Regions from separate parts of the Homo sapiens genome. Here region 1 is linked to region 2. A link is an interaction called in ENCODE POLR2A ChIA-PET data of the cell type or tissue named here. Cell type or tissue: MCF 10A. All regions are shown on one strand. Region 1 overlaps TMEM255B (transmembrane protein 255B). Region 2 overlaps ATP4B (ATPase H+/K+ transporting subunit beta).

Evidence for each region. Peaks named below come from ENCODE experiments on the same cell type or tissue, not always from the same donor. Only the 100,000 strongest peaks of a DNase experiment are listed, where the experiment ranks them.
Region 1: POLR2A ChIA-PET joins it to region 2 with 5 read pairs; 1 of 35 experiments calls an interaction of 5 or more read pairs at or near these places.

Annotation. Positions count from the first base shown.
Region 1 is chr13:113,772,558-113,776,557 of GRCh38, reverse strand. All of the region lies in intron 3 of TMEM255B (transmembrane protein 255B), which reads right to left. Among named protein-coding and RNA genes, the nearest start is that of TMEM255B, 15 kb to the right of the region's middle. In MCF 10A, no CTCF peak of the experiment used is centred here; a DNase peak (open chromatin) is centred at 2,147.
Region 2 is chr13:113,645,217-113,649,216 of GRCh38, reverse strand. It overlaps ATP4B (ATPase H+/K+ transporting subunit beta), which reads left to right. Exons shown (of 7, transcript NM_000705.4): 7 at 1-413. It also overlaps a transcript of GRK1 not described here. Among named protein-coding and RNA genes, the nearest start is that of ATP4B, 11 kb to the left of the region's middle. In MCF 10A, no CTCF peak of the experiment used is centred here; a DNase peak (open chromatin) is centred at 1,526.

The DNA.
Region 1 (4,000 bases), 130 kb before region 2:
CGGAGCCAGCAGCTCTGAGGTGGGGTCACGTGCACAGCTCACAGCTCGGACAGCAGCAGGTGGGGATCCGGCTCCAGCCTGTCTGGGCTGGACGTAGCTGTCGGGAGGACGACAGGAAGCAGGTGCCGCCCGCAGAAGAGAGGTGCGTTTAAGAAACCAGAGCCGCCGAGTCAGCCCCTGAGTGGCAGGTGCACGATCCCACAGGCCTCCAAGCTCAGGGGCCTAAAACCTGGGACTTGGTTGATTTTCCTGTAACTAGACCTAGTTTCCGTGGCAGATGCCCAGGCAGCCAGAAAAGAAGGCAGGGCGGGCGGCCCCCAAGTCGCTCCACTCACCCACCCTTGTGCCAGTGCCCACCCTTCTCCCAAAATTAACCCAAGTCTGGAGGGTTCAGGTGGCAGCATCTTTGAGCAGAGAGTGGGGGACGGGACAGGGTCCTCTTTGAACTTCACCCCATCCCCTGCAGGTGTGGCCTGAGGCGTTTGCATGGAGGAGGTGTGGACTGGTGTCCTGGGCAGGTCCCACCACGGTCCAGGAGGGGCGGCCCGGAAGACTCAGCTTCAGCTCACAGGCCGCACATGGCTGCACACAGAGACCTGCCGATGCCACAGGCCACGTGCACCTGGAAAAGTCTGACTCAAGCCACCTGTGGGGCCGCAGGGGTCCCATGGTCCCTGGGCGGGGATGTGGGGCCACCGGCCTGAGAAACACCCCCCAGTGCCTGACAGGCACGGAGAGCTGGGGCCTCATCAGGGCCACAGGAGCTTCAGGGAAAGAGGCCTCGGTGGTGAGGCTGTGGGCCCGGCAGGACCAACCCCGAGCTGGGTGCCCAGCGAGTGTGGCCGCCTGTGCCCATGCTCCGCCTGTGCTCCACTCCCTCAGTTATTCCCCCGCTGTGGGTGAGGTCGTGGGATCCAGGGTTGGATGGCAAGTGGATGGGGCCCACTCAACGCCTGTCCTCCAGAACACCCGGCCCTTGTGGGACCTACTCGGGGCCGTGGGGCCTTGGCACGGGCTCTTGCCCTGGGCAGCTCACAGTGTCCTCACCGGTGACCCGCAGAGCCGCCCAACACTGCCATCCAGGGATCCCAGAAACCACTCTCCACCAGCCCCACCCAAAGGGGCGGAGACCCTCACAGCTTCCACAGGAGAAGGTGCGGGGCCCGACGCCCCAGGAAGGCTGATGGGGCTCCCACGACAGCGAGGCCCTGAGCAGAAGCTAAGCAGGGCGCAAGGAAGGCGGCCGAGACCTCACCCTCCAGCACTTAGAGGAATGGAGAAAACGGGCTCAGTCCAGACCAAAGACTTCTGTGTGTGGTGTGTATAGTATGTGTGGTGTGTGTGGTGTTGTAGTATGTGTGGTGTGTGGTTTGTGTAGTGTATGTGGTGTGCATTGTGTAGTGTGTGTGTCATATATGTGGTGTGTGTAGTGTATTGTGTGGAGTGTGTGTTGTGTGCTGTGTGTGGTGTATGTGGTGTGTGTGGAGTGTGTGGTGTGTGGTGTGTTGTGTGTGCAATGTGTGTCATGTGTGGTGTGTGTTGTGTATTGTGTGGAGTGTGTGGTGTGTGGTGTGTGTGATGTGCATTGTGTGGTGTGTGTCGTGTGTTGTGTGCAGTGTGTGTGGTGTGAGTAGTGTATTGTGTGGAGTGTGTGTTGTATATTGTGTCTTGTGTGTGGTGTGCGTTGTGTGGTGTATGTGGTGTGCATTGTGTGTTGTGTGTGTCGTGTGTGTTGTAGGTGGTGTGTGTAGTGTATTGTGTGGAGCGTGTATTGTGTATTGTGTGTTGTGTGTGGTGTGTGGTGTGTGTAGTGTGTGTGGTGTCGTGTGTGTAGTGTATGTGGTGTGTATTGTGTGGTGTGTGTGTCATGTGTGGTGTGTGTGTCATATGTGTGGTGTGTGTTGTGTATAGTGTGTGTGGTGTGTGGTATATGTGGTGTGTATTGTGTGGTGTGTGTCATTTGTGTGTTGTGTGGTGTGTGTGTCATGTGTGTTGTGTGTGTGTGGTGTGTGGCATGCATGTGTTTTGTACTGTGTGGAGTGTGTCGTGTGTGTCTGTGCATGTGCACATACGTGGGGCACAGGAGAATTGCCAGTTAACACTGTTTTATGCCCTTCCCTTTCCCATCCCTGTGGGACCTATGGGACTGTGCCAGGTTACAGAGCTCTTCCTGAAATAAATGATTCATATGTCTGTTTGGGTGAGGAGGAAACAGTAACTCATTCAGCAGTGGAAAAATACCTAAAGCTGATGTGATTTGGGGCATTCTTCAGATGTCACCGGAGACTAACATGATAATGGGTAGGGATAATGGCGAAGCCATTCCTAATGATCAGATTTCATCCCTTAAGTGAACAGAGTGAAATCTTTATAAATGAAATGATGCCACGTCTGGCATTTGCTTCTAAACAACATAGGAAGAGAAGAAGCAGGCGGGGGGTGAACAGGACAAGTGATGGAGTTGGGTGGGGGGCAAGGAGGGTTCATTGCGATTTTCTTCACCCTTGTATGTGCTTAAAGTTTTCTATGGTAAAAATTTAAAATAAAAATAAATTGAGAAAAAAGTGTTCACGTGTATCTGGAAGCACTGGAAATACACTCGTTCTCTCTGTAGCTGACGTTGACAGCCTGCCTTGCTGCCTTTTGAAATAACTTGAATGTTCTGACATCTATGCACTTAAAACCAGTGTATAACAATGACCACCGCTTTCTCGAAACCTGTCATGAACAAGACATTCTCATGTGCATTGGCTCAAATGTTCCCAGCCACCATGCAAATGAAGAAACTGAGGCTGAAATGCTTCAGTAAGTTTCCTACGATCACGCAGCACTCACGGACAGCCAGGTTCCAGCTACCACAAGTATTAAATTAATGTGAGATTGTGAAATATGGGTTCACCATACAACATCAGCCCAGAAGAATGCCTCTCCTGAAAAGGCAGAAATGAGCTTGCACAGGCATCACAGACAACCCCTCAGAGGTTCTGGTCTGGGGCATCCGGGTGCCTTCCTCACCCCAGTGAGGGAAGCCCGTGGACAGGTGAACACCACACGGCTCTGGCAGTGGCCGTCACTCTTGGGTCTTTATCCTGTCATTCCAGTACCCATGTGTTTTTACCGAAGCCATAGAAATGGTCCCCATGCATCCAGATTGTAAAGGAAGAAGCAAAAGTGTTTCTATTTGACATGCTCCAGTAGATTAAAAAATCCTGAGGAATCCATTTTTTAAAGAACTACTAGAACAAAGAAATGAGTTCCACAGGGTTGCAGATATTAGATCAACATACAAAGTCAACAGTATTTCTAAACACTTGCAATGGACAACCCAGAAGTTAAATTAAGAAAACAATTCCACTCAAAATAGCCTCAAAAAGAATAAAGTACCTAAGAATAAATTTAATTTGGTAAGTACTTCATTTGATAAATACTGAAAAATAAGTAAATTTGATACAAAACTTATACTCTAAGAACTACAAAACATTGTTTTAAAAACTAAAGAAGGTCTAAATAACTGGGAAAACATTCCATGTTCATGGATTGGGATACTTAATATTAAGATGGTAACACTCCCTACACTGAGCTACAGATTCAGCACATCCCTACCAGAATCCCAGCTGGCTTCCTTGTAGAAATTGACCAGTTGATTCTAAAATTCATATGGAATTGCAAGGGATTCAGAATTGCCAACGTAATCCTGAAAAAGAACAAGGCTGGAAGACTCACAAGCCCTTATTTCAAACTCACTCTAAAGCTACAGTAATCAAGACTGTGGTACCGGCACAAGCAAAGACATATAGATTAAAAGAATAGAATTAAAAGTCCACAAATAAACCATATATGTATGGCCAATTAATTTTCAACAAGGGTGCCAAGACCATTCAATGAGAAAAGAACAGTCTTTTCAGCAAATGGTGCTTGGACAACTGGATGTCCGTAAATGCATGAACATGGGTCCCTACCTCACACCATGAAGAAAGTTAACTCAAGGTGGATCACAGAA
Region 2 (4,000 bases):
TCTGAAGGACCTGCTCGCGAGTATCAGTTCTTCCTTGTTGAATTCTTACAGTTTTTAGATGGAATTTGCTGCTATAAGAATGTCCAGCTACCATGGGAACGCAAGGCAGCAACTCTCTAATTAACCAGGTCATAAAAACGATTCGTCTTCTATGTAGACATCACTTTCTTACTATAATTTATTTTTCTACACTTCAATATGAACTGCCCCCCCCACATTAATATAAAAACTACTAATGCACTGATATGAAACACGGCTTACACTAATGACATTCTGAATTCTTGCTTTTAAAATTGCAATTCCTAAGTTGTAAACATAAAATATATTAAAGTTACTCTTATTGTATGTAAAAAAAGAAATCGTGTTTCCTGATATGGGAGAAATTAAATAAAAACCAAACGCTTCCTTAAAAATCTCCTTCTAAAAGTCTCCATTGCAAGTCAGGAAAATTACAAAAACCACGTTGGTGTGGGGTTGTCACCTAAGGACGCTCACAGCTCCGGGAGGCAAACAGTGGGGAGTGAGTGTGTCGGCAGCCTGATGGTTTAAAACCCAGTTAGTTACAAACACACTTCTCGTTCACCAAGAACAAGTCTCTCCTCCAAATATAAATGTTAAGTTAGCAGCTCTAACCCTTTCAAAAAACTGAAATGAGAACATTCTCCCAAACAAGCAAACCTGCTCTTGCTGAAGGCCACAGACTTCTCACCCAGACAGCAGTGAGGCCTGGGTCCCAGTTTCATCATGCAAGGCCACGGGCGTCTCACCCCGACGGCGGTGTGCAGCCTGGGTCCTGATTTCACATGCTCAGCAGTGTGGCTGTTAGTACCCAAAGGGCCCCAAGCACAAGCGACTGGCGCGTCGAAGTCCGTCAGCCCCCAACAGACACACAGAAAAGTCCATGAGAAACGGTCTTGGAAGAAAGATTAAAAACCTTGCAGATATGTTGTAAGGTTAACTAAATCAATTTACCGATGGAAGACGCTGTACCAAGCATCTCCAGTGCTTACTCCGTCAGTAAAAAACCGCCGGCAAAGGTCTCGGCGCAGACGTGAGTTCACGTCATGGGACGCGTGGCCACACTCATAGTCTGTGCTTCTCGAATGGAGGGGGCTCGTGTGCAGGTGGCGCCGCTGGCTGCCACTCAAGCTGGAGATGAGGTGGAAACACAGCTGCGGCGGGACGTCTAAGACGCAGGGTGGCGGTGGCCGGCGGGTGCGACACCAGCACAGAAGACACGGTACCTGTGGGAGGGCTGGGAGCCTGTGGAATCAGGTCCTGAGCCCAGGCCGGTCCATCATGCTGGGCAGTGAGGATTCAGAGAAAGGGAAGGAAATTAGGGGCTACGCACCAAAGACTTAAATCTGAGTTTTATTTTGCCTTTGAGAAATCAGAGGAGAGCTCTTTCAGGAACCCAGGAAGCAGAAGACAAGTCCTTGGCTCACCCGAGGCAGGGCGGGAAAGGGCGGCCGTGCCAGCAGGTTGGCTGTGAGCCCGGAGTCCTCGAGCCGTGCCAGCAGGTTGGCTGTGAGCCCGGAGTCCTCGAGGACAGCCGCCCCGCTCACTTGGGACGCAGGAGGAAGCTGAACTGGGAGGCGGTCATGCTCCCAACCAGGAGTAAAAGTGCTGCCAGGCACAGAAATGAAGTGGGCGGTGACACCAGAATAGTCCAATGAACACAGCCCTCGACTGTGTATTAAGAACACTCAGGGTGATATGTGGGACACCAGGGTCACCTCAGCGAGGTCATGCCATGCTGAAGGTCAGAGGTCAGAGGTGACACCACCTCAAAGTGACGGTGGAGCCATGAGGGTTCATCCCACCAGACTCTCAAAGCCAACCCAGCTGGAACCCAACACGCCTGCCACGTGTCCCATGGCCACCCAGAGCCCCCATCTCCAGGCCCTCAGAACCCTAGCCTCTTCCTCCCTCCCCAGACTCTCCATGGACACCAGAGCCCCACTCTTTCTTCAGAGGCAGGGTCTCTCTATGCTGCCCAGGCTGGCCTTGATGTCCTGGGCTCCAGCAATCCCACCCACAGGGGCACCCCCGTGCCCGATCAGAGCCCCTTCCTGATAAAGCCGGGGGCTGCTCCTGCCCCACCCTTCAGAATCACCAGCCCTGAGTTTCAACCCCCAAGGCCTGGAAGAAACACAGGCACAGGAAGCTCGCCACGGGAAGCCACGGTGCACCCGCAGGTGCTGGCTGCACATGCACCCACACAGAGCCCTCTGAGGCACGACTGCCCGTAGTTTTATGTAAGTTCCACAACCCTCGATATGCTTATGGTAATTCAAGATTAGGAAAAAATGATTCTTCTAAAACTAGTCTTCTATTGGAATTTTCAGTGATTGATTTAGCCAACTCAAATAAAACACTTAGCTCTCCTTCATACCTTCTATGTCCTTCCAATTTTTTTTTTTTGTGGTAAAATACATGTAATATAAAATCTGCTGTCTTAACCATTTTTAATGCAGTTTGGTGGCACTGGGCACATTCACAGGGTCCTGCAGCCGTCACTGCCATCCACCTCCAGGCCCCTCCATCCTTCCAAAGAGAAGGTCTGTCCCATTCAACACTCACTCCCCATCCCCTCTCCCTCAGCTCCTGGCAACCGTTCAACTTCCTGTCTCCATGATTCGACGACTCTAAGTACCTCATATAAGTATTTTATGACGGGCATATTTCACGTAGTATAACGTCCTCAAGGGGCATCCGTGTTGTAGTGTGACAGGATTTCCTTCCAAAGATTTCGCTGTCTGTACAAACCACACTTTGCTTGTCCACTCATCCACGGATGGACACTTCGGGTGCCTCCACTGTTTAGCTACCCTGAATAGTGGTACGTGTAGACATGGGTGTACAAATGTCTCTGGGTGTATACGCTGAGCAGAATTGCCGGGCATAGGGTAATTCTGTTTTTAATTCTGTGAAAAACAGCCATTTGGTTTTTCATAGTGGCTGCGGCTCTTTACATCCCCACCGTGTACAGGGCTCTGCCTTCTCCACATCCTCGCCAATGTTTATTTTCTATTTTATAGTTTAATCTATGTTGCCTTCATGATAGTGACGTTGAGCCCCTTTTCATGTTCTTACAAGTCATTCATAGATTTTTCTTTGGAGAAATGCTTATTCAAGCCCTTGCCTGTTTTTAAATCAGGTTGTTTGGTTTTTGAGTTTTAAGAGTTCTCTATGTATCCTGGATATTAATCCCCTACCAGACACAGGGGCTGTGCACATTTTCTCCCATTCTGTGGGCTTTCTACTCTGTCAACATTGTCTTCTGATGCAAGAAAGGTTTATATTTTCATAAAGTCCACATTGTCTATTTTTCCCTGTGCCTTTGGTGTCATATCCAAAAAAATCACTGCTAAGTCCAATGCCATGAAACTTCTGCTGTTTTCTTCTTTTGTTTTTTGAGACAGAGTCTCGCTCTGTTACCCAGGCTGGAGTGCAGTGGTGCGATCTCAGCTCACTGCAACCCCTGCCTCCCAGGTTCAAATGATTCTCCTGCCTCAGCCTCCGGAGTAGCTGGGATTACAGGTGTACTTCACGCCATCTCGCTGGGCTAGTTTTGTGTATTTTTAGTAGAGACGGGGTTTCACCTAGCTTTTACAATACTAGCCTCTTACAATACTAGCTTTTATAGTTGCGCACATATTTACCTTTACTGAGTTCTTGATTTCGTCATTTGGCTTCAAGCACACTGGTCTCAAACTCCTGACCTCAAGTGATCCACCCGCCTCAGTCCTGCAAAGTGCTGGGATTACGGGAGTGAGCCACCACAATCGGCCACTCTGTTTTCTTCTAAGAGCTTGACAGTCTTAAGCCTTACATTCAGATCTTAGGTTCATTTTGAATTAAGCTTTGCACTGAAACAGTGTTAAGGGTCCCACCTCATTTGTTTGCACATGGATAATCAGTTTTCCCAATACCATTTGTGAAAAAGACCATCCTTTCCCCATTGCATGGTCCTGGCTCCCTTGTCAAAAAAATCACT